Linked DNA regions of Mus musculus: region 2 is linked to region 1. The links are chromatin loops, found by intact Hi-C in ENCODE. Cell type or tissue: left cerebral cortex. All regions are shown on one strand. Links, peaks and the distances in the headings refer to the core of each region. The heading gives the core; the rest is flanking DNA. Region 1 has its middle 43 kb from the start of Catsperb. Region 2 has its middle 39 kb from the start of Ppp4r3a.

Region 1 (11,155 bases), core at 2,030-10,029:
TGCTGAAAGGACCCTGATATAGCTATCTCTTGTGAGGCTATGCCGGGGCCTAGCAAACACAGAAGTGGGTGCTCACAGTCAGCTATTGGATGGATCACAGGGCCCCCAATGGAGGAGCTAGAGAAAATACCCAAGGAGCTAAAGGGATCTGCTACCCTATAGGTGAAACATCAATATGAACTAACCAGTACCCCCCGGAGCTCATGTCTCTAGCTGCATATGAATCAGAAGATGGCCTAATCGGCCATCACTGGAAAGAGAGGCCCATTGGTCTTGCAAAGTTTATATGCCTCAGTACAGGGGAACACCAGGGCCAAGAAGTGGGAGTGGGTGGGTTGGGGAGTGGGGGGGAGGGTATAGGGGACTTTTGGGATAGCACTGGAAATGCAAATGAAGAAAATACCTAATTAAAAAAAATAAGACCAAAAGGCCACCAACAGATTGGGAAAGGATTTTTACCAATCCTAAATCTGGTAGAGACTAATATCCAATATATACAAAGAGCTCAAGCTTGTAATCTTTCAATCTTACTTTAGCATACATGCTTTACTTTGAACTATACATGGTAAAAATGATAATGCTGTCAACTTACCTGTATTGTTATGTTGAGACCTAAAGGATTATACACTGGAGTCTTAAGCAGTGGCTCTAAGTAATTCTTCATTTTCTTAACATTTTCTGTCTCACTGTGTTCTGAAATACAGGAAATACATTTTAAGCACACTTATATTTTCATATCTTACTGTTACATGAAGGTACAACAAAATATTTTATCATGTGACATGACTAAGGAACTCATGCTCTTAGTTTTGAGTTGTAAGTATCTTTAGAATTGTGTTTCCCCAGGATAATTTAATATAAACTAAAGAAGAACAGCTAAGAGAAGAAAAGAGACACCTAGAAGACAGTAAAAATACCCACAGCATACGTATGGACATCTCAAAGAATTGCAGAATATAATACAGACCCAAGTGTAGGTATGGGCCCAAGGGAAAATTGTTTATTTTTATTTTCAAATCATGTCTGATGCTTAGGGCTGGTGATATGGTTGAGTGATTAAGAGCACTGCCTATTCTTGTAGAGGACTTGGGTTTGACTCCCAATACCGATGTGGCAACTCACAACCATCTGCAACACCACTTCTAGGGGATTTGATTCTTGGCCTCCTCTGGCTTCTGAGGGTACCAGGTGTGCAAGTGATGCCCAGACATACAGATAAAACACCCATATTCATCAAAAGTAAAGATATTCTGGTACCGGGGAATGGAAGCCCAGTGCCTTGTTCATAGTAGACAAGAACTCTACCACCAAACTACATACTCAGTTCTCTTCAGGTAGAATTCACTTAACTGCTCACATTGCTCCAATATGGCCGTCATTAAGCAAAGGGCTTCTGCTCTCTTTGCTTCAGACTGAGTTCTTTTTTCTAGTTTCTGATTTATAAGAAACCATTCCTGACATGAATATACTTTACATTTTTCATAGTGGTGGGGAAATGATTTGACTAAGATGTAAGTAAACTTGTACAATAGAATCACTAAAGCATTCTCCAAGAGAAGTAAATAGCTCTCCCCGCCTAAATTTTCATTTTTTTTCTAAATAAGAAAGCTGGTATAGGTGTTTTAAACCACAGTAATGTAATTGCGACAGGAGCTTAAAAAAAATAATTCAAGCTCTGACTGTCTTCTTAGATGATTTCCCTTGGGAATACTGCCACCACTGCTAACTCGCTAATTAAACACTCTGCTTTTAAAATGCTTACATATTTAAAAGTCAATTCTCCAAACCTGGCAAGAGAAACCAGGGAACCACAGAAACTGGGACTATTAATTATGAAAAATGGGAGCTTTATTTTCATGACTGGAGTTTTCATTTCAAGAAAGCATTATATTGTCAGAGTAAGACTCACTGAAATGTCTGCAAACTTAGTGAGTGATATAGTGGTGGCTAATCAAATTTTGGTTCAGTTCAACTACTCACTTCACAAGACCTCTCTGCCATCTTCCTGTCTTTTTTTTTTTTGGGCAACACTGGGAATTGAACCTAGGGCTTTAAGCATTCTGGATGAGCATTCTACCACTGAGTTTTGTCCCAGATGTTCTCTCCGTGTGTGTGTGTGTGTGTGTGTGTGTGTGTGTGTGTGTGTGTGTGTGTGTACATGTATGTGTGTATATGTATGTGTGTACATGTATGTAGGTATGTAGGTATCTGTTTATTGATTTATCTATTAATTACCTAAAAATATTCACACAAGTAAAAATTTTATCTTTGGAGTAAAACTGAACTTAAATAAATTTCCTTTTATGTTGTAAAATGTGCCTGTTTCTTTTTAGATCTTTTACTGCAAAATCCCCATTCTCTTTGTTTCTCTTTCCTTTTTTTTTTCTTCTTCTTTCTTTCTGGAACAATGTCTAATGTAGCCCAGGCTGCTCCTATCTCATTATAGAACTGAAATTGACCTTGAACTTCTGACTCTCCCTCCTTTACCCACCAATTGCTGGGATTATAACTGTGTGTTACCACATTCAACTAAAAAGAAAATCTTTGTGAAACTTTACTTACATAATTAGAAACATATCCTGCAGACTACATGCAAACACTTAGAACATTTTGGTAACTGCTGTGATAGTGATTAGTAAAGATACATACAACAGGTACAGAGCACGAACTCAATCATCATTGCTACTAATCTACAACATGACTTTCAGATTCATTTGTTTCTGGCAAATTATTTGCTAAATATTTGTTTTTAATTATTTTTGTATGTGGGTAGAGACATAGGACGCCCTGCAGCTGGAGTTACAGACATTATGTGAGTTGCTTGACTTGAGTTCTCTATAAGAGCAATATACTCCTTTAATACTGAGCAATATCTCCAGTCCTGAGTTCATATAAGAAAATGATCTTAGTCAATTGAATTCAGTATACCAGATGTGATGGGAACAAAAAAGAACATGACAATGGTGAATGTGAACATGCCTGTGACTCAACTCCTTTTCCAAATTCTCCTGGCTATTTCTCATGTGAACAGGCTTTGCAATCCACTCATTTTTGAAAACCACTAATAAGAGAATGACTTGTAAGATAAGCAGAGGAGGGAGAAAGCCATACTTAGTTGCCAGTTTTTCCTCATATTCACTTCAGTCATGGTAACTAAATATGGAGGTTCTGCGGAGACTTTATCTCTTTCACTGAAAATTTCCAAAACAACTGGGTATTGTGTGACTGGAAACTTGAAACGATGAACCTAAAATACAAATTCCATGAATGCGTATAAGAATGGAAAATTCAATACTATCATTTCTGGCCAGGAAATGAATGAAATGTTTGCAGAACCTTGGCTATTCTAAGTGGAATGACTCTTAGGATCACTGCCTTTCAGACATGGAAATGGTCTATCACAACCAAATTCTTGAAAATTCCAAGGCAGCATACATAGTAATGAGATTCATAACTTTTAAAAACTCTGAAGTTAATATACAAAGTGATATGTGTCACTATGTAGTTTTCTTATACACACACATAATCTTACATATACATATCAGGAACTTATCTTCCCTAACTCTCATTGTACATTGGGTTTTTGTTTTGCACCCTCTTCTCTGAAATAACCTTCTTCTCCCCAAGCAGAGCTTCTTTCTGCTTTTGTGTCACAGAAATACTCTTATCTGTCTACCACAATTGAAGATCTTCTACTCCTCTTATGTGGTTGCTTTTCTACTTTCTACTCCCCCAATATAAATTTAAGTGTAGTCTTCATATGAGGAAAAACACAGTACTCCTCTTCTAAGCCTGACTTATTTCCCTAAACACGATGATCTGCAGTACCATCAAAAGGTATTTTCCTGAAAATATCATGATTTCATGTCTTGTTTTCTTTAGTGCTGAAAAATGCTCTTGGACAAATATTGTCTATCCATGAGCATTTAAGATAGTTTCATTTCTTAGTGATTGTGAGTACTGCAGCAATAAACATGTGTGAGCATACATCTCTGTGGTGTATTGACTAAGTCCTTAGAATGTATATCCAGAAGAGGCACTGCTAAATCACATGAGAGAGCACAGATGAGTAACCACCAGTTTTGATTCAGTAAATGGCCAAAGAGGGACCTACCAGGAGCACACAGGACACAAGAACCAGGAAACAGCTAGGGGCAGGGTCCTTCTAGTTGCCATTGGTGCCTCAGAGCTAATCCTGTGACACAGCTCTCCACATCCAAATCCCATCCAGAGAGAGCTGGTCTCCCAGGAGTACTGACATAACTAAGAGCATAAGGTCACAGGCACACAGGAGGGACAGGCTCCAGTCAGAGACAGCAAGACCAACTAACACCAAAATAACCAGATGGCAAGAGGCAAGTGCAAGAACCTAAGCAACAGAAACCAAGGTTACTTGGCATCATCAGAACCTAGTTCTCTCACCACAGCAAGTCCAGGATACCCCCAACACACCAGAAAAGCAAGATTTGGATTTAAAACCACATCTCATGATGCTGATAGAGGATCTTAAGAAGAACATAAATAACTCCCATAAAGAAATACAGGAGAAAACAGGTAAACTAGTAGAAGTGGTACTTGGGAGGAAGAAAGGAGTGGGAGCGGGGGAAATGGGGCAGGATCAGGTATGGAAGGAGAAAGACAGGGATGATATACAGAGGGTCAGGAATTTGAACAGACATGTTGAGCAATGAAGGATGGGGAACTGGGGTCGCCACCAACAAGGCCCAGATGCCAGGAAAGCAAGAGGATCCCAGGACCCAACAGGAATGAGATTTACTGAAATGCTCAAGGAGAGGGAGAACATGTAGAGACCATATCCAGAGGTTAGTCAAGGCCCCCAATTGGTGGGTGGGGCCACCCACTCATCTCCAAACTTTTAACTCAGAATGACTCCTGTCTAAAGGAAATATGGGGACAAAGTATAGAGCAGAGACTGAAGGAAAGGCCATCCAGAGACTGCCCCACGTGGGGATCCATCCCATATACAGACACCAAACCCAGAGCCTGACAAGTACAGAGGCAGATGCTCATGGCCAACCATTGGACTGAGCCTGGAAATCCCAATGGAGGAGGTAGAGAAAGGACTGAAGAACTGAAGGGGTTTGCAACCACATAGAGAGAAAAACAATATTAACCAACCAGATCCCTCCAGAGCTTCCAGAACTAAACCACCAACCAAACAGTACACATGGAGGGACCCGGTTCCAGACACATATGTAGCAAAGGATGGAATTGTCTGGCATCAATGGGAGGAGAGGCCCATGGTCCTGTGAAGGCTCGATTTCTCAGTGTAGGGGAATGCCAGGGTGGTGAGGTAGGAGTGGATGGGTTTGGGGAGCACCTTCATAGAAGCTGGGTGAGGGGAGCTGGGATAGGAGAGTTTCAGAGGGGAAACCAGGAAAGGGAATAATATCCAACAAACCAAAATGAATTTGAGTGAGTTAAATTAATTTATTAATATTACTATTACTAGTGTTAATTGTGTGTGCGCTAATATACATGTATCTTTCTTTATAGTGTTGCATGCAACAAAGAGTTCAGAGTAGGTATTTTTGTTTTACATTAGAGATAAGTTTAGATAACTAACTCTTCCATGTACAAGAGTCAGATCCTTTCAGTGGTGTCATAGTTCTAGGTCATAGTAGATGTTATTTCCACATGTGAAATTTTATTTTGTTTTTTTAAAAAAACATTGGTTTTATGTAAATGGATTTTTGTCTCTAAGCTGAGTCAATACACTGCCAGTGGAAGCCAGAAGAGGGCATCAGATCTCAAGAACTGGAGTAATAGCAGGTTGTGAGCAGTTATGTCTAACTAAAAGGCACAATTCCCCTCACAGGAACAGGAAGCCATTCCATCATGAGGTAATACAAATTGCTTTACCTTTTCTTTGCAATCTGAGAAAGCAACAGCATGGGAAAACTTTTGATGTTCTGAGCACTTGCACATTGCCCGACTGGTAACATTAGCACACTGTTTGTATTTGCCAGTTTCCTGTAGGCAGAAGCAACAAATGTTGACTTGTTTTTATAATTTGTAGTTTTTTCCAAAATGAGTGTTTAGAAAACATTTATTCTCTGAATAATAAAGTTTCAAGAATTTTAGAAGAAAATTCATTAATGATAAGATAAGAGGCATTGGGGGTGTAGATTTTCATAAAGTGCTTATCCAGGAGATGAGATGAAGAAAATTGTAATGAAACGATATTTCTGCATAATTCTTTCAGGTTATTCATGGACATTTTATTCATAAACATTGCAAAAAAGACACAATTTCCTTGTTATGACTTTTCCTTTCACAGTAAGTTTCTCTGACTTGTGTGCACAAGGTTGTCCAATGGGAGACAGGTTGAAGGTATAAAGGGTGTTCCAGGGGAACTAATAAAGGAGATTTTGGAAGTATTCTCATGAGCTTGCTGTGGAGTTCTCACCTGCTCCTGGAGTCTAAGCCATTGATTCTCTGCCACCCCATCCCCAACCCATGAGGCTGAGCATGGTCTAGAGGCAGATGGTCCAAGGTATAAAGCAACAGGAGGAATCAAAGGAAAGTAAGGATATCTAAGCAAAAACAACTTATGTCAATGGAGGAACTTGGCATAGTAAGAAGACAGGTTCTTATCTTTGAAAGAAATTGTAGTTGGAGAACTCAGTGTCTTAGTGACTCACTGTTTAGAGCAGAACTTCTGGTCACAATGGGGTGTGACATGTGACAGAAGATGAAGGGGTGTTCTTGCAGCTGCAAAGGCCTGACTTGGGAACATATCAGAGAAACAGAAAAGAGGCCAACATGCCTAGGCTAGAGTGAGCTTGGGGGGGGGGGGCGGTGCGCGTTGGCTGTCATGTTGACGCATGATGAAAAGACAGGGCAAGGAGAAGGGGAGGTCTCTCGTCCCAGAACCTGATATGGATTTCTGTTTGGCTTAGTGTCTAGAACTTCAACACACCTGGCAAAATCAAACTACAACTTGGATTTAGAGCAGAGACAATAATCCTTTTTCTGCATGGCCTGTCACAGCAGAATTTAGGAATAGTGGGCTTTGTTTGCTTAGGACCAGAAGTCGTGTGATGTTTGAGTTTAACTATATTAGCACTCTATTCTCACCCTGAAACTTGACCAATGAACTGCACAAACCACCTAACATCTCATTTACAAAAGGAAATTCTCCTTTGACTAGCCAGACTGGTCAAGGCCTTGGCTTTACATCTCACAGAGAGTCATCTGTCTTTGTCTAGCATGCTGGAATGTTGTTCCCAGTACATCAGTCCAAAGGAAATATATAAGGGAGATAAATCAACAAGTACAGCAAGCTTTTTAAAAAGCCTCCTTATAAAACTTTGAGTAAGGCTAAATTTTACTTCATCTTTGACATAGTTGTAAATCGCATCTTTTAACAATGTAGTTTCATACATTTCAGAAATAATATGACACTTAAGGTCCCTGTCTCTGAACAACAGTGCTTAACAATGGTTAAGTGTAAGGTATATCCCATGGCTTCCTTGTCTTTACTGTCCAAACTGAGCGCTCCCTGGGTCTGCCTCATCCTGGAATGCTCTTCTGTGGCATAGTCAAGATTCCAATTTTAGTTACTGGAGATCCCTAAGGGGAGACTACTCAGGCTTTGTCTTTCTGCCTCTCACTCAAAAGAATCGGGTATGATGTAAACGCCACACTTTTGCTTTGAAAGTAATGGGAAGATACCAAATAGTTCTTAGCAAAAGACATGCCAATTTGGTGTAGTATGTCTATGTTTGTTTACACATCAGACACCAGAGGTTCACCACCAAGTACCCTTTTCTCTGAACTCTAACATTTCCCTCTGATCCATCATGCTCTTCTAACCTCCAGATAGGTGGCTGTCCAGTTCCAAGGAGACAGCCTATCTTCTAAGCATGATGTAGCAGGAGTTTAAATGTGCCTATGCTAGCACAAGTAATTGTTGAAGTTAAGATAAAGTTGTAAGTTCTCTCCTTTGAAAGCACAGTGCTCTTTGTCTATTTGTCTCCTTTGAGACTTATTTGGGAGCTGAAAAGTCAAGGAGAGAGTCCATTGAGACTTCTTGGCTGGAAAGTAGTGTCTGAGCATAGGTGAAGGTGAAATGCAGTGGCTGAAAAGGGGACAGCAGAAGTCCTTGAGAAATATGAAAAATAGCTGAAATATCTCACTGAGTCCTCTAACTGTGTCCATCTACAGTATAAATACTCTTTAAAAACTGTAAGTAAGTATGTATGCATGTATTAAGTATATATGGAGTGTTTGTGTGTGTGCACATGAGTATACATGTGTGTGGTGAATTTGCGTGTGTGTGTGTGTGTGTGTGTGTGTGTGTGTGTGTGTGTGTGTGGTGAGTTTGTTATGGTGTGTGGATAGAGTCCAGAGAAGTTCTTTCCTTCTACTACTTCCTTAGGGTCAATCTGAGATTCAGGCTTGATGGCAAGTACCATATCAGCTAACCTATCTAAATGAGGACAGTGATTTTTAAAATATGAACCAAACACTGCAGAAGTTCATTTATAGACAAATTATTTACCTTTGACTTGTGAAATTGATTTCTCGGTATGGGTTTGCTAGGATCTGCATGATAAAAATTATCTGTGAGTGGAATAGAAATTCCCATGTGGGATGGAGGTCTGTAGTTTATCTGCAAGGGATTAAGTAAAGGAAGAGGGCTATGTGTTATTATTCATCACCTCATCAGTGTTTTGTCTTTTCCATACAACCGTTCTGAGCAAATACTTCACTTTCAGCTGCAGGTACTATAATGTATTTCATCACTTCACATTCTCTCCCACTCAGTTTCTGTAATTTCAGAGACCTGACTCTGTGATATATAATTTGGATTTTGTAAGTAGGTGAAAATGACATTTAGTACTTAAAATAGGTTTCATTACGTTAATGCAGTGTGTCTAAACACTTTTAGTGAAGAGTCTCAGTGATGCAGTAAGATCAGTTTCAAGTTTTGATTATTTGTTTTCCATCACAGAACTAGATGTAGTACATCAGCTCATTTTTAGTTTGTTTTTCAGGCACAATGTTTTATATTATATTTTCCATTTTGTCTTTAAATCAGTAAAAGAAACTGGGTCCTAGAAGCTGCAGTGATCTAAGCAGCAGCAATTTTGTGCATTTACCTTTGTTTGAGTATGTTTAAATTATCACAGATGGCACACTTGCAGGAAATTCTGCACCATATGAACTAATTGTAGTAAAGTTATCTACCCCCATCCCAGGAAGAAAAAAAACCCTATTCTGGAATATAATTTTCACTGAAATGTAATCAAACTTCATTAAGTGGATTGTGACAAGATTATAATTGATGTGAAAATAACATTTTAACATTCAGCCATCAACTTTAGAAAATCAGTTCCTATGTAAATTTGCAATTTTTAAAAGTATTATATTCTATCTTCATATTAACCTCAGAATTAAGGCGTAATGAGCATGGGGGAAAAAGGAAAAGAATGCACTCGAGTATTAAGTCATGTAGGTAGAGTGCAGAATTTCATAGGGCCAACAAAGTAACAGTCTATATTGTTTACCTACACAGGCCAAGTAGAATTTGCAATTACCAGTTGCACTAAATGTGCCAAATAAAGCTTCTGAATTGACATTATAAGGCACCACCTTAATTTCTCTAGGCTGCAACTATGCATAATTTTAAAATAGTTTCTTAAATTTATTTTTAAAATATAACATGAATAATATATAACAATAGAATAAGTATCCCAGATTTTGGGAGGGATGAAAAGGAAGATATTCAGAACCCTTCACCAGAATGCCCTCAACTTGATCATAGTAGATTAATGATGTGCTTTGTGCACAGGGTTAGTCAATGATACCGGTTTGATGGATCTTTCTTCTGCACCAAATCCCATTGAGTTATCTGGTCCCCTTGGCTGATAAAAAAAAACATTAAACATGGAGCACTGGCATCCTCCCCACATTAAAAACAAAAACAAAAAAAACCAAAAACAAACAAACAAAAAAAAACAAACAAGAAAACACCACAACTAAATAAAAAGCTGGGCAGATGGCTCTATTGGTAGTGTCTGCCACTCAATGTGAGCACCACCCTACATTTGGATCTTGGTAACCAAGTGCAAACCAACTGTGGTATCACTAACCTATATGCCCAATGCTGGGTGCAAAAGAAACCAATCCTGGGAATTGTTGTCCAATCTAGGGAAAGTGATGACATCTAGGTTCAATGAGAGATCTTTCCTCAGAAATAATGCAGGGAAACAACTGAGGAAGACATTGTGTTGTTAACTACTGGCCTATACATGAGCCTGCATGGCCAAGCACACCTGCACACACATACCTGCACACACACTTATTTCCACGTGTTTATGCTAGCCATCTCTATATACATGAAGACAAAAGGAAAAGACTCACAGATACTATGAAAACAAAAGCAAAAATTATTATATTAAAATGAGACTGTTCACAGGAGAATTGAAACTTCAAGTTCAACATTTTGAGACTTTTTCTGAGAAAACCAAACAAAGCAAAACACCCAAACCCAAAGAGAAATAGAATCAATCAGACCCATTAGCATGAGACTAGTTATTGTAAACCAAAATGGCTGCATGTATAACAGATGCCCATAATCATACCATCATCCTATTAATAATTTATTACTAGTGATGAGAAAAGTTAGTGAGAAAAACAATTATTTCAGAAAGTTTTCACAGTCTAGAAATGAATCACCACCATCATGTTCTCAAAATGACCCAGGGTTTGAAAAATGATGGAAATGCTAGAGCTACCAGACCAGAAATGCTAACAGAATGGCCAAAGCCTCACCCAAGACACACACACCACTTGTTCTCTTAAAGGCGCTGTAGCTAGATTTCTTACCGGCAGAGTTTTGATCATATTGAAACCCTGACTGTCCTTGTGAACTCCGCTAATCCAGTCTTCAGGTGGTATGTGCCTGCCAGGAGTGTGGTGCATAGTCCTGAGGTAACTGCAGCTGCTCTTTATGGTTGGCAGCAGTGTAATAGCATAGCATTTACTTGATCCCTCCCAAAGAACCAGTGCTATTGAAGTGGAACCCTGCAAAGATCCAAAAATGAAGTTTAGGACCCTGGAAACATCCAAACTACGTTGTTTTTAAAGATCCAGAGAATGACCTATGATAGTTGTATTTTTGGTT
Region 2 (11,155 bases), core at 2,016-10,015, 240 kb after region 1:
TTTTGATGTGGATTGCATTGAATCTGTAGATGGCTTTGGTAAGATAGCAACTTTCACTCTGTGAATCCTGGTGATCCATGAGCTTGGGAGATCTTTCCATCTTCTGAGGTCTTCTTCAGTTTCTTTCTTCAGCAACTTGAAGTTCTTGTCATACAGATCTTTCACTTGCTTGGCTAGAGTCCCACCAAGATATTTTACATTATTCGTGACTATCGTGAAGAGTGTCATTTCCCTACCTTCTTTCTCAGCCTGTTAATCCTTCGAGTAGAGGGAAGTTACTGATTTTTTTTTTTAGTTAATTTTATATTCAGCCACTTTGCTGAAGTTGTTTATCAGCTATAGGAGTTCTCTTGTCGATTTGGGGGGGTCACTTATGTATACTATCATATCATCTGCAAATAGTGATATCTTGACTTCCTCCTTTCTAATTTGTATCCCTTTGATCTCCTTTTGTTGTCTAATTGCTCTGGCTAGAATTTCGAGTACTATATTGAATAGGGGGACAATGGGCAGCCTTGTCTAGTCCCTGATTTTAGTGAGATTGCTTCAAATTCCTCTCCATTTAGTTTGATATTGGCTATTGATTTGCTGTCTATTGCTTTTATTTTGTTTAGGTATGCGTCTTGAATTCCTAATATCTTCAATACTTTTAACATGAGGCGGTGTTGTACTTTGTCAAATGCTTTTTAAGTATCTAATGAGATGATAATGTGTTTTTTCCTTTGATTTTGTTTGTATAGTGGATTACATTGATGGACTCCTGTGTATTGAACCATCCCTGTATCTGTGGGATGAAGCCTACTTGATCATAGTGAATGATCGTTTTGAGGTGTTCTTGGATTCAGTTTGCAAGAATTTTATTGAGTGTTTTTGCATCAATACTCATGAGAGAAATTGGACTGAAGTTCTCTTTCTTTGTTGGGTCTTTGTGTGGTTTAGGAATCAGCATAACTGGCTTCATAGAATGTATTGAGTAATGTTCCTTCTGTTTTATGGAATAGTTTGAGAAATATTGGTTTTAGGCCTCTTTGAAGGTCTGATAGAATTCTGCACTAAAACCACCTGGTCCTGGGCTTTTTTTGGTTGGGAGACTTTTAATGACTGCTTCAATATCTTTGGGGATTATGGGACTGTTTAAATGGTTTATCTGATTCTGATTTAACTTTGATATCTGGAATCTCTCTAGAAAATTATCCATTTCATCTCAGTTTACCAAGTTTGTTGAGTATAGGCTTTTGTAGTAGGATCTGGTAATTTTTTAAAATTTCTTCAGTTCCTGTTGTTAGGTCTCCCTTTTTCACTTCTGATTTTGTTAATTTGGATCCTGTCTCTGTGCCCTCTGGTTAATCTGGCTAAGGGTTTATCTATCTTGTTTGTTTTCTGGAAAAACCAACTCCTGGTTTTGTTGATTCTTTGTATTTTCTTTGTTTCTACTTGGTTGATTTCAGCCCTGAGTTTGGTTATTTCCTGATGTGTACTCCTCTTGAGTATATTTGTTTCTTTTTGTTCTAGAACTTTCAGATGTGCTGTTAAGCTTCTAGTGTATGCTCTCTCCAATTTCTTTATGGAGACACTCAGAGCTGTGAGTTTTCCTCTTAGCTGTGCTTTCATTGTGTCCCATGCGTTTGGGTATGTTGTGCCTTCATTTTTGTTCAATTCAAAAAAGTCTTTAATTGCTTTATGTCTTCCCTGACCAAGTTATCATTGAGGAGAGTGTTGTTCAGCTTCTGTGTCTATGTGGGTTTTCTTTTCTTTTTGTTGTTATTGAAGACCAGCTTTACTCTGTGGTGATCTGATAGGATGCATGGGATTATTTCAATCTTCTTTTATGCATTGAGGCTTGTTTTGTATCCAATTATATGGTCACTTTTGGAGAAGGTACTGTGCAGTGCTGAGAAGGTGTATGATTTTTTTATGATGAAAAGTTCTGTACATATGTTAAGTCCATTTGGTTCATAATTTCTGTTAGTTTCACTATGTCTCTGTTTAGTTTCTGTTTCCATGCTCTGTCAATTGCTGAGAGCTGGGTGTTGAAGTCTCCTATTATTATTGTGTGAGGTTCAATGTGTGCTTTGAGCTTCGGTAATGTTTCTTTTACAAATGTGGACACCCTTGCATTTGGGGCATAGATATTTAGAATTGAGAGTTCATCTCAGTGACTTTTTCTTTGATGAGTATGTAGTGTTCTTCCCCATCTTTTTTTTTTTAATCACTTTTGGCTGAAAGTCTATTTTATTGGATACTAGAATTGCTACTCCATCTTATTTCTCAGAACCATTTGCTTAGATATTGTTTTCCAGTCTTTTACTTTGAGGTAGTGTCTGTCTTTGTCAATGAAGTGTGTTTCCTGTATGCAGCAAAATCCTGGGTCCTGTTTACATATTCAGTCTGTTAGTCTGTGGCTTTTTATTGGGGAAATGAGTCCATTGATGTTGAGAGACATTAAGGGCCAATGATTGTTGCTTTCTGTTATTTTTGTTGTTAGAGGTGGATTACGTTTGTATGGTTCTCTTCTTTGGGGCTTGTTATGACGATATTAATTTCTTGCTTTTTCTCGCATGTAGTTTTTCTCCTTGTGTTAGAGTTTTCCTTCCATTATCCTCTGTATAGCTGGATGGCTGGAAAGATAATGTTTAAATTTGATTTTGTCGTGGGATATCTTGGTTTCTCCACCTATGGTAATTTAGGGTTTTGCTGGGTATAGTAGCCTGGACTGGCATTTTGTTCTTTTAGGGTCTGTATGACATCTTCCCAAAATCTTCTGGCTTTTAGAGTCTCTGTTGAGAAGTCTGGTGTATGTCTGATATGTCTATCTTGGTGTTTTGATTATTATGTGGAGAGAGGGATTTCATTTCTGGTCCAATCTTTTTGGTGTTCTGTAAGCTTCTTGTATGTTATTGACATCTCTTTTTCTTTTCTTTTCTTTCTTTCTTTTTTTTTTTTTTTTTTTTTTTTTTTTTTTTTTTTTTTTGGCTTTTTGAGACAGGATTTCTCTGTATAGCCCTGGCTGTCCTGGAACTCACTTTGTAGACCAGGCTGGCCTCGAACTCAGAAATCTGCCTGCCTCTGCCTCTCACGTGCTAGGATTAAAGGCATGTGCCACCACGCCTAGTTTTGGCATCTCTTTCTTTAAGTTAGGGAAATTTTCTTCTATAATTTTGTTGAAGATGTTTATTGGCCCTTTGAGTTGAGAGTCTTCACCCTCTTCTATACCTATTAATCTTAGTTTGGTCTTTTCATTGTGTCCTGGGTTTCTTAAAGCTCTTTGCTTTTTGATTTTCTTTGACTGTTGTTATCAATGTCTTCTACACCTGAGATTCTCTCTTCCATCTCTTGTATTCTGTTAGTGATGCTATGCTTACATCTGTGACTCTTGATCTCTTTCTTAGGTTTTCCATCTCCAGGGCTGTCTCCCTTTGTGTTTTCTTTAATGTTTCTATTTCCATCTCTAGACCCTGCATGGTTTTCTTCAGTTCCTTCACCTGTTTGATTGTGTTTTCCTGTATTTCTTTAAGAGATGTATATGCTTCCTTTTAAGGGCTTCCACTTGTTTATCTGTGTTCTCCTGTATTTCTTTAAGGGGGCTGTTTATAGCATTCTTAAAGTTCTCTATCATATTCATGAGATGGAATTTTAGAGCTGAATCTTGATTTTCAGATGTGTTGGAGTATCCAGGGCTTGGTGTGGTGGGAGATTAGGTTCCGATGTTGTCCAGAAGCATTGGTTTCTGTTGCTTATGTTCTTGTGCTTGCCTCTTGCCATCTGGTTATCTCTAGTGCTAACTGGCCTTGCTGTTTCTGACTGGAACCTGACCCTCCTATAAGCCTAGTTGTGTCAGAACTCATGGAAATCCAGCTATCTCTGTGATCCTGTGATCCTGTGATTCTGGGATCCTGGGGTCCTGTGATCTTGACATTCTGGTGTGCCAGAGCTCCTAAGAATCAAGCTTCCTCTGGGTGTTGAGAGGCATGGGTGGGGGACCAGAGCCCTGGGTCCACTCTGGGAGCAGGTACAAACCAGACAGATCATGTGCCTCTTGCTGAGAGGGTGTTCCTGCATCCCCTGGGTCCCAGGGGTCCCAGTTATGCCAGGTATTTGGGCAGAGTTTGAAGCCTCACCTGAGAGTCTGGTTGTCAGAACTCCTGGGAGACAAGCTTTCTCTGCGTGTTGCAGGACTGGGTGGGGAGCCAGAACTTGTGGGCCTGCTCCAGACACAGGTAAGCTATTAATTTTTACAAGTTCAAATTATCTATTATTTCCTTTATTAATAGTGCTTTTTGTATCTTATATTTCACTTAATAACTATTTTCTTATCCCAACATTATGAAGCTGTTTTCCTCTCTTCTAGTGGGTAGGCTATTTCAGATTTCATACATGGGCCTATGTAGAATCTCTAATTTTATGTGTACTATGGATTGATAATTTTTCTCCCACTGGAGAGATGGTTCAGTGGTTAAGAGCACTAACCGCTCTTCCAAAGGTCCTGAGTTCAAATCCCAGCAACCACATGGTGTCTCACAACCATCTGTAATGAGATCTGATGCCCTCTTCCAGAGTGTCTGAAGACAGCTACAGTGTACTTACATATAATAAATAAATAAATCTTTTTAAAAAAAAAATTCTTCCTTAAAGCTGCTCTGACCTCAGATTAGATGTTTAAAGATCTAAGATATTCTCTTTTCTACCCTCCTAGCAAGTGTCCTAACATATCCATAAATAGCACATCACCCTACAATTTTTGTAAAACCTATGATTGTTATTGTAACTAAATGTAGTTACAATATTATATCACAAGTGTTGTTCTCTACAGAACTGTTACCCATTCTTCTGCCAGTCTAAATGCAAGTAGTTGTAAAGCCCTTACAACCCTTAGATGATGAGATAAAGAAAGAGAGAGGGAGATGACAATATTACAGTGAATACAAAGAACAACTATCCATTGGTATGTATGGATTTCAAAATTTTAGATTCTTCTAAAGATTAAAAATATTCAGAAAAACTTGGCTTTTGTCATTTTCTAACAATAAAGTGTAATGATTATTTATACAGAGTTGACATTGTACTAGGTAATTTATAGCTAGCAATATATAATATAATATATGAGAATGTGCATAGGTCATATGCAAATGCTGAATTATTTTTAAAGACCTATCTATTTATTCATTTATTATTGTATGTGTGTGGATGTTTTGCTTGCACGTCTGTCTGTGCATTGTGAGCTTTATGTGCCTGCAGAAGCCAGAAAAATGATAGAATCTCCTGGAACTAGATTTATGGGTTAACCACCATGTAATTGACAGTCAACTTGAGTCTTCTGCAAGAGCAGTAAGTGCTCTTAACCATAGAACCATCTCTCCATTCCTAATGCTAAACTATGGTAAGGGACTTGAATACCCTCTGATTTTGGTGTCTGTAGAGGGGTCTTGGAAATGCTACGAAACAGTCAGACAATGTCTATGGTATGACTGCCACCTGGTGGACAATAGTCATAAGACACATCAATGATAAAATTTCTTAATTTCCAAATATCTAAAATATGAAACAAGTATATGATTACCAATGCTAAACATTGCTAAACAATGCTAAAAGTTTTTTATTAAAAAGTTCACTGAACAATGAGAAAAGTATGCAATTTCTTAGAAAACAATACTACACATAAAAATGTGAGTATGTGAGTAAATATTTCTCAGAACATCGTGATCAAATAAACAAAACAACTTGACCGTTAATAATGGGAGAAAAGGGATCTGAAGACACATCTCAGTTGTGAAGAGTACTTCCAGATGACCCAAGTTCAGTTCCCAGTACCACATCAGGCTTAACTGTCTGTAACTCCCGCACTAGATGAACCAACACCTCTGGTGCTCTTACCCACGTACAGACACACACATCTTCACATAATTACAAATAATAAAATGAATCTAAACGTAATGTATTTTCTGTGCCTTCAGATGTCAGAAAATGGATCAAATCTCCTGGAACTGTATTTATTGACTGTTGTTAACCATCATGTAATTGACAATCAACTTGGGTCTTCTGGAATAGCAGTCGGTGCTCTTAACCATAAAGCCATTGCTCTATCCCTAATGCTAAGCTATTATATGTGTAAAGAACTTGAACATCCTCAGATTTTGTTGTCTGTAGAGGGTCCTGGAAGTTCCCTCTTTTTTTTTTTTAAGATTTATTTATTTATATTATATGTAAGTACACTGTAGCTGTCTTCAGACACTCCAGAAGAGGGCGTTAGATCTCATTATGGATGGTTGTGAGCCACCATGTGGTTGCTGGGATTTGAACTTTGGACCTTCGGAAGAGCAGTCGGGTGCTCTTACCCACTGAGCCATCTTACCAGACCGGAAGTGCCCTCTTAAATCCCCAAAAGCTAAACTTTTGCCATACCTGAAGATGATACAAAATAGGACTTCTCAAATTAACATGAATGAATATAATGCTCAGAATTTCTTTTACTTTCTATTTTATTATCATTTATATATATATTACAATCAGAAATATTTTAAAGTAAATTTATTATAATTCACTTAAAATGTGAAAGTAGAAGAGTATAGAGAAGAGAGCCACCAAGCTTGTCTGACATGCATGAAGCTTGGGTTCAACACCCAGCTCTGCAACAGAAAAGAAAAACTGAATAAGCATGAAAAGGGGGTAGGAGGACAAAGCAGAATACTTAGAAAATATAAAACAGGACAGCCCTAGGTTGAACTTGTCTATAGTTGTCACAAAAAGTATTGTACATTCTTATTCTGTGACATTTGTTGGGGGCCTCTTATATGCTCCACACTATTCCACTCACTAAGGATTCTTGTGATCCTTTTTCTCATGGAGTGTACACACTTTTCAAGAAGTATTAATAGTTAAAAGCACCAAAAAAGAGGTTGTATGGTTAGAGAGAGAACTCAGTTAGTAAAATATCTGCCCTCTAAACATGAAGATTTGGGTTGAGTCCTGAGAACTCATGGAACAATGCCAGATGAATTGGCACATGCCTGTAATCCGAATGCTAGGAAGCCAGGTCAGGAGAATCCGTAGGACTCGTGGACCAATCAGTCCAGCCTAATCTTTGCCCTCTAAGCTAACAGAAATCCTGCCTATCCTCTGCCCTGTTTATGCACATGTAAACACACACAAATGCTTCGGTGGCTTCAAGATCTGTGTGTGTGTGTGTGTGTGTGTGTGTGTGTGTGTGTGTGTGTGTGTTGAGATAGCATCTCACTATGCTAGAACTAACTATGAAATCAGCCTAGCCTCAAATTAATAGAAATCTTCCTGCCTCTATCTCTCTAGTGCTGGGATTAAAGCCTTGCACCACCTTGCCCAGAAAAAGTTACTGTGTTAGTTAGTTTTATATTGCTGTAAAGAGACACCATGACCAAAGCAACCTATAGAAGAAAGTATTTATAAGGGACTTGCTTATAGTTTTAATGATTAGAGTCCATGACCATTAAGGCAGGAAACATGGCAGAAAGCAGGCAGGCATGGGTCTGGAGCAGTAGCTGAGATCTTATATCCTCATCTTCAAACACTATGCAGAGATAGAAAGCTAGTGGGAATCACATGAACCATTTGAAATGCCAAAGCCTACCCCTAGAAACACATCTTCTTCAACAAAGCCATACCTCCTAGTCCCTCCCAAAGACTTCCACCTACTGGGGACCAAGTATTCAAATATGGTATCCATTCTCATTGAAATTATCACATTAACTACCTTTACAGAGTGAGCAGATCTGGAGGAAAAGAGGAGTAAGAGATGAGAAGGTAAGTCCTGTGCATTTCCAAGAATAATTTGTTTCCCATTAAAAGCAGTGTCTTGCTTTACACTTTAAAATCCTGAAATAGGTTACCAGGAGAGAAAAATTAAGGCAAAAATAGTAAAAAAGACAAAACATTAAAATGGAATTAACATGGCAGTTACACTGAGAGAAAAAGATGGGTGTTATATGACTTAGAATTCTCCAGATAGACAACAAAACTGGAAATATATATGTGTATATATAACCAGTTAAAATATATAAATAGTAGGTTATTAGACTTTTTTTCACCATACAGCCTTGGTAGTATGACAATGGCTGTCTTCACCCTGGAAAGGCTAAGAACCTGGTAGCAGTATAGTTTATGAATCTAGATGCCTGAGCAATCCCAATCTGGGATCCTACTGAAAGGCTGGAAGATTCCTTGGGATCCACTGGTCTTTATTTCACATTGGAACCCAAAGAAGCTGGGTTCTTATGTTACTAAAAGATGCCAGCAGGACCAAGGTAGAGGAAGGAAGATGAGAGGCCAAGGCAAGCAGACAAAAGTTTTTCTCCTGGACCTCCTTTTATCTGGGCTGCTACCCAAAGGTGCATTCAGATTTTGGTGAGTCCCACTTGAATTAATTATGGAAATAGGTTAGTTGATTACAGGTCCAGTCAAATTGGTAACCAAGATTAAATGTATTTTCAATTATGTTATTTGCAACTTAATATGGGTTTATCCGGATATAATTTCATCAGAAGTAAAATAAAATTACTTTGAGGCAAAACTTTATAGAATTTATTGATGTATCTAGTTTTATGTTGAGGTCTTTGATTCTCTTTGACTTGAGTTTTATGCAGTGCGATAAATATTAATCTATTTGCATTCTTCTACATGCAGACATCCAGTTAGGCTAACAACACTTGTTGAAGATGCTTTCTTTTTTCCACTATATGGTTTCTTAGTCAAAAATCAAGTGTCTGTGGGTGTGTAGATTTATTTCTGGGTCTTCAATTAGATTTCATTGATCAACATGTCTGTTTCTATACTAATACCATTCAGTTTTTATTACTATTGGTCTGGAGTACAGCTTGAAGTCGGAGATAGTGGTACCTTTTATTAAGTTCTTTTATTGTTCAGGTTTATTTTAGCTATTCTGGTTTTTTTGTTTTTCCATATGAAGTTGAGAATTGCTCCTTCAAGGTCTGTAAAGAATTGTGTTGAAATTTTGATGAGAATTACATGGAATCTGTAGACTGCTTTTGGTAAGATGACCATTTACTCTTCCTACCTATCCATGAACATGGGAGGGCTTAGTCTTGGACACACTGATACAGGAGATTACTTCCTGAACAGAACACCCATGGCTCAGGCACTAAGATCAACAATTAATAAATGGGACCTCATGAGATGTAAAAGCTTCTATAAGGCGAAGGAAACTGTCAATAGGATAAAACAGCAGCTTACAGATTGGGAAAAGATCTTCACTAAACTTACATTTGACAGAGAGATAATATCCAAAATATATGAAGAACTCCCAAAGTTAGATGCAAAAAACAAAAACAAAAACAAATAATACAATTAAAAATGGGGTACAGAGTTAGATAATTCTCAACAGAGGAATCTCTAAAGGCTGAGAAACACTTGAAGAAATGTTTAACATCTTTAGTCATCAGGGAAATGCAAATCAAAATGACTCTGAGACTCCACTTTACACCCATCAGAATGACTAAGATCAAAAATTCAAGGGATAGCACATGCTAATGGGGGTGTGGAGAAAGAACACTCCTCCATTTCTGGTGGGATAGCAAACTTGAACAACCACTCTGGAAATCAATTTGGCAGTTCCTCAGAAAATTGGAAGTAGTTCTAACTGAAGACCCAGATCTACCACTCCTAGGCATATAGCCAAAAGATTCCTCACCATACCCCAAGGACATGTGCTCCACTATGTTCATAGTAGCTTTATTCATAATAGCCAGAAGCTAGAAATAACCCAGGTGTCCCTCAACTGAAGAATGGATAAAGAAAATGTGGTTCGTTTGTACAATGAGTGGATATTAGCCCAGAAACTTAGAATACCTAAGATACAATATGCAAAACACATGAAACTCAAGAGTTTGTTATTTCTTTAAGGTCCCAAGGACAGGCACCTGGAGAGCTTGGCCATTTATCAGGGGAGAACTAGTTTTGGTGTTGCAGATGCAGGGAGGCTGTTACAAGCTAGCATCTGGCTCTTCAGCGTGTTTTTATTAAGGGGGTTTTTATGGGCAGTGTCATTTTAATGCCAGGCTGGATTCCCTCTGAGGAGCCATGGAGGTGGAGGGAACCCTGAGCTTGCTGCAGGGGCACACAGCACAGAAATCAGCTGCCTGCTTACTGCACTTGCCAAGAGCTGGAGGGAAACTGGAAGATTCTGAGGGAAAAAAATTCGGAAGCAAATCATCTGTACCCAAGATTGGAGTCTCTTTGGTGAGGCTTCCAAGAATCAGGAAAATTAACCACAGAGAGTTAGCATCAGTAATTTAGAGTCTACAACAGTGGGGCAGTCTTTGGATGGCCTTTCCTTCAGTTTCCCTCCTTGTGTTGGAGTTTTCCCTTTATTATCCTTTAAAAGGCTGGATTTGTGGAAAGATATTGCATAAATTAGGTTTTGTCATGAAATACTTTGGTTTCTCCATCTATGGTAATTGAGAGTTTTGCTGGGTATAGTAGCCTGGACTGGCATTTGTGTTCTCCTAGGGTCTGTATGACATCTGCCCAGGATCTTCTGGCTTTCATAGTCTCGGGTGAGAAGTCTGGTGTAATTCTGATAGGTCTGCCTTTATATGTTACTTGACCTTTTTCCTCTACTGTTTTTAATATTCTTTCTTTGTTTTGTTCATTTGGTGTTTTGATTATTATGTGACAGGAGGAATTTCTTTTCTGGCACAAACTGTTCTGTAGGCTTCTTGTATGTTCCTGGGCATCTCTTTCTTTAAAAGAGTTAGGAACGTTTTTGTCTATAATTTTGTTGAAGATATTTACTGGCCCTTTAAATTGTTAATCTTCATTCTCATCTATACCTATTATCCTTAGGTTTGGTCTTCTCATTGTGTCCTGGATTTCCTGGATGTTTTGGGTTAGAAGCTTTTTGCATTTTGCATTTTCTTTGACTGTTGTGTCTGTTTTCTATGGTATCTTCTGCAACTGAGATTCTCTCTTCTATTTCTTGTATTTGGTTGGTGATGCTTACATCTGTGACTCTTGATCTCTTTCTTAGGTTTTCCATCTCCGGGGCTGTCTCCCTTTGTGACTTTTTTTAATTGTTTCTATTTCCATTTTTAGATTCTGGATGGTTTTGTTCAATTCCTTCATCTGTTTGGTTGTGTTTTCCTGAAATTCTTTAAGGAATTTTGTGTTT

Evidence for each region. Hi-C counts contacts between places; a loop is a spot of excess contacts. Peaks named below come from ENCODE experiments on the same cell type or tissue, not always from the same donor. Only the 100,000 strongest peaks of a DNase experiment are listed, where the experiment ranks them.
Region 2: a loop joins it to region 1, with 9 times the contacts of the local background. A loop is called at or near these places in 10 of 42 quality-filtered maps.

Annotation. Positions count from the first base shown.
Region 1 is chr12:101,356,277-101,367,431 of GRCm38, reverse strand. No RefSeq gene overlaps it. Among named protein-coding and RNA genes, the nearest start is that of Catsperb, 43 kb to the left of the region's middle. In left cerebral cortex, for the core only: a CTCF peak has its summit at 5,745 (motif pointing right); a DNase peak (open chromatin) is centred at 5,770.
Region 2 is chr12:101,117,495-101,128,649 of GRCm38, reverse strand. No RefSeq gene overlaps it. Among named protein-coding and RNA genes, the nearest start is that of Ppp4r3a, 39 kb to the right of the region's middle. In left cerebral cortex, for the core only: a CTCF peak has its summit at 5,483 (motif pointing left); a DNase peak (open chromatin) is centred at 5,463.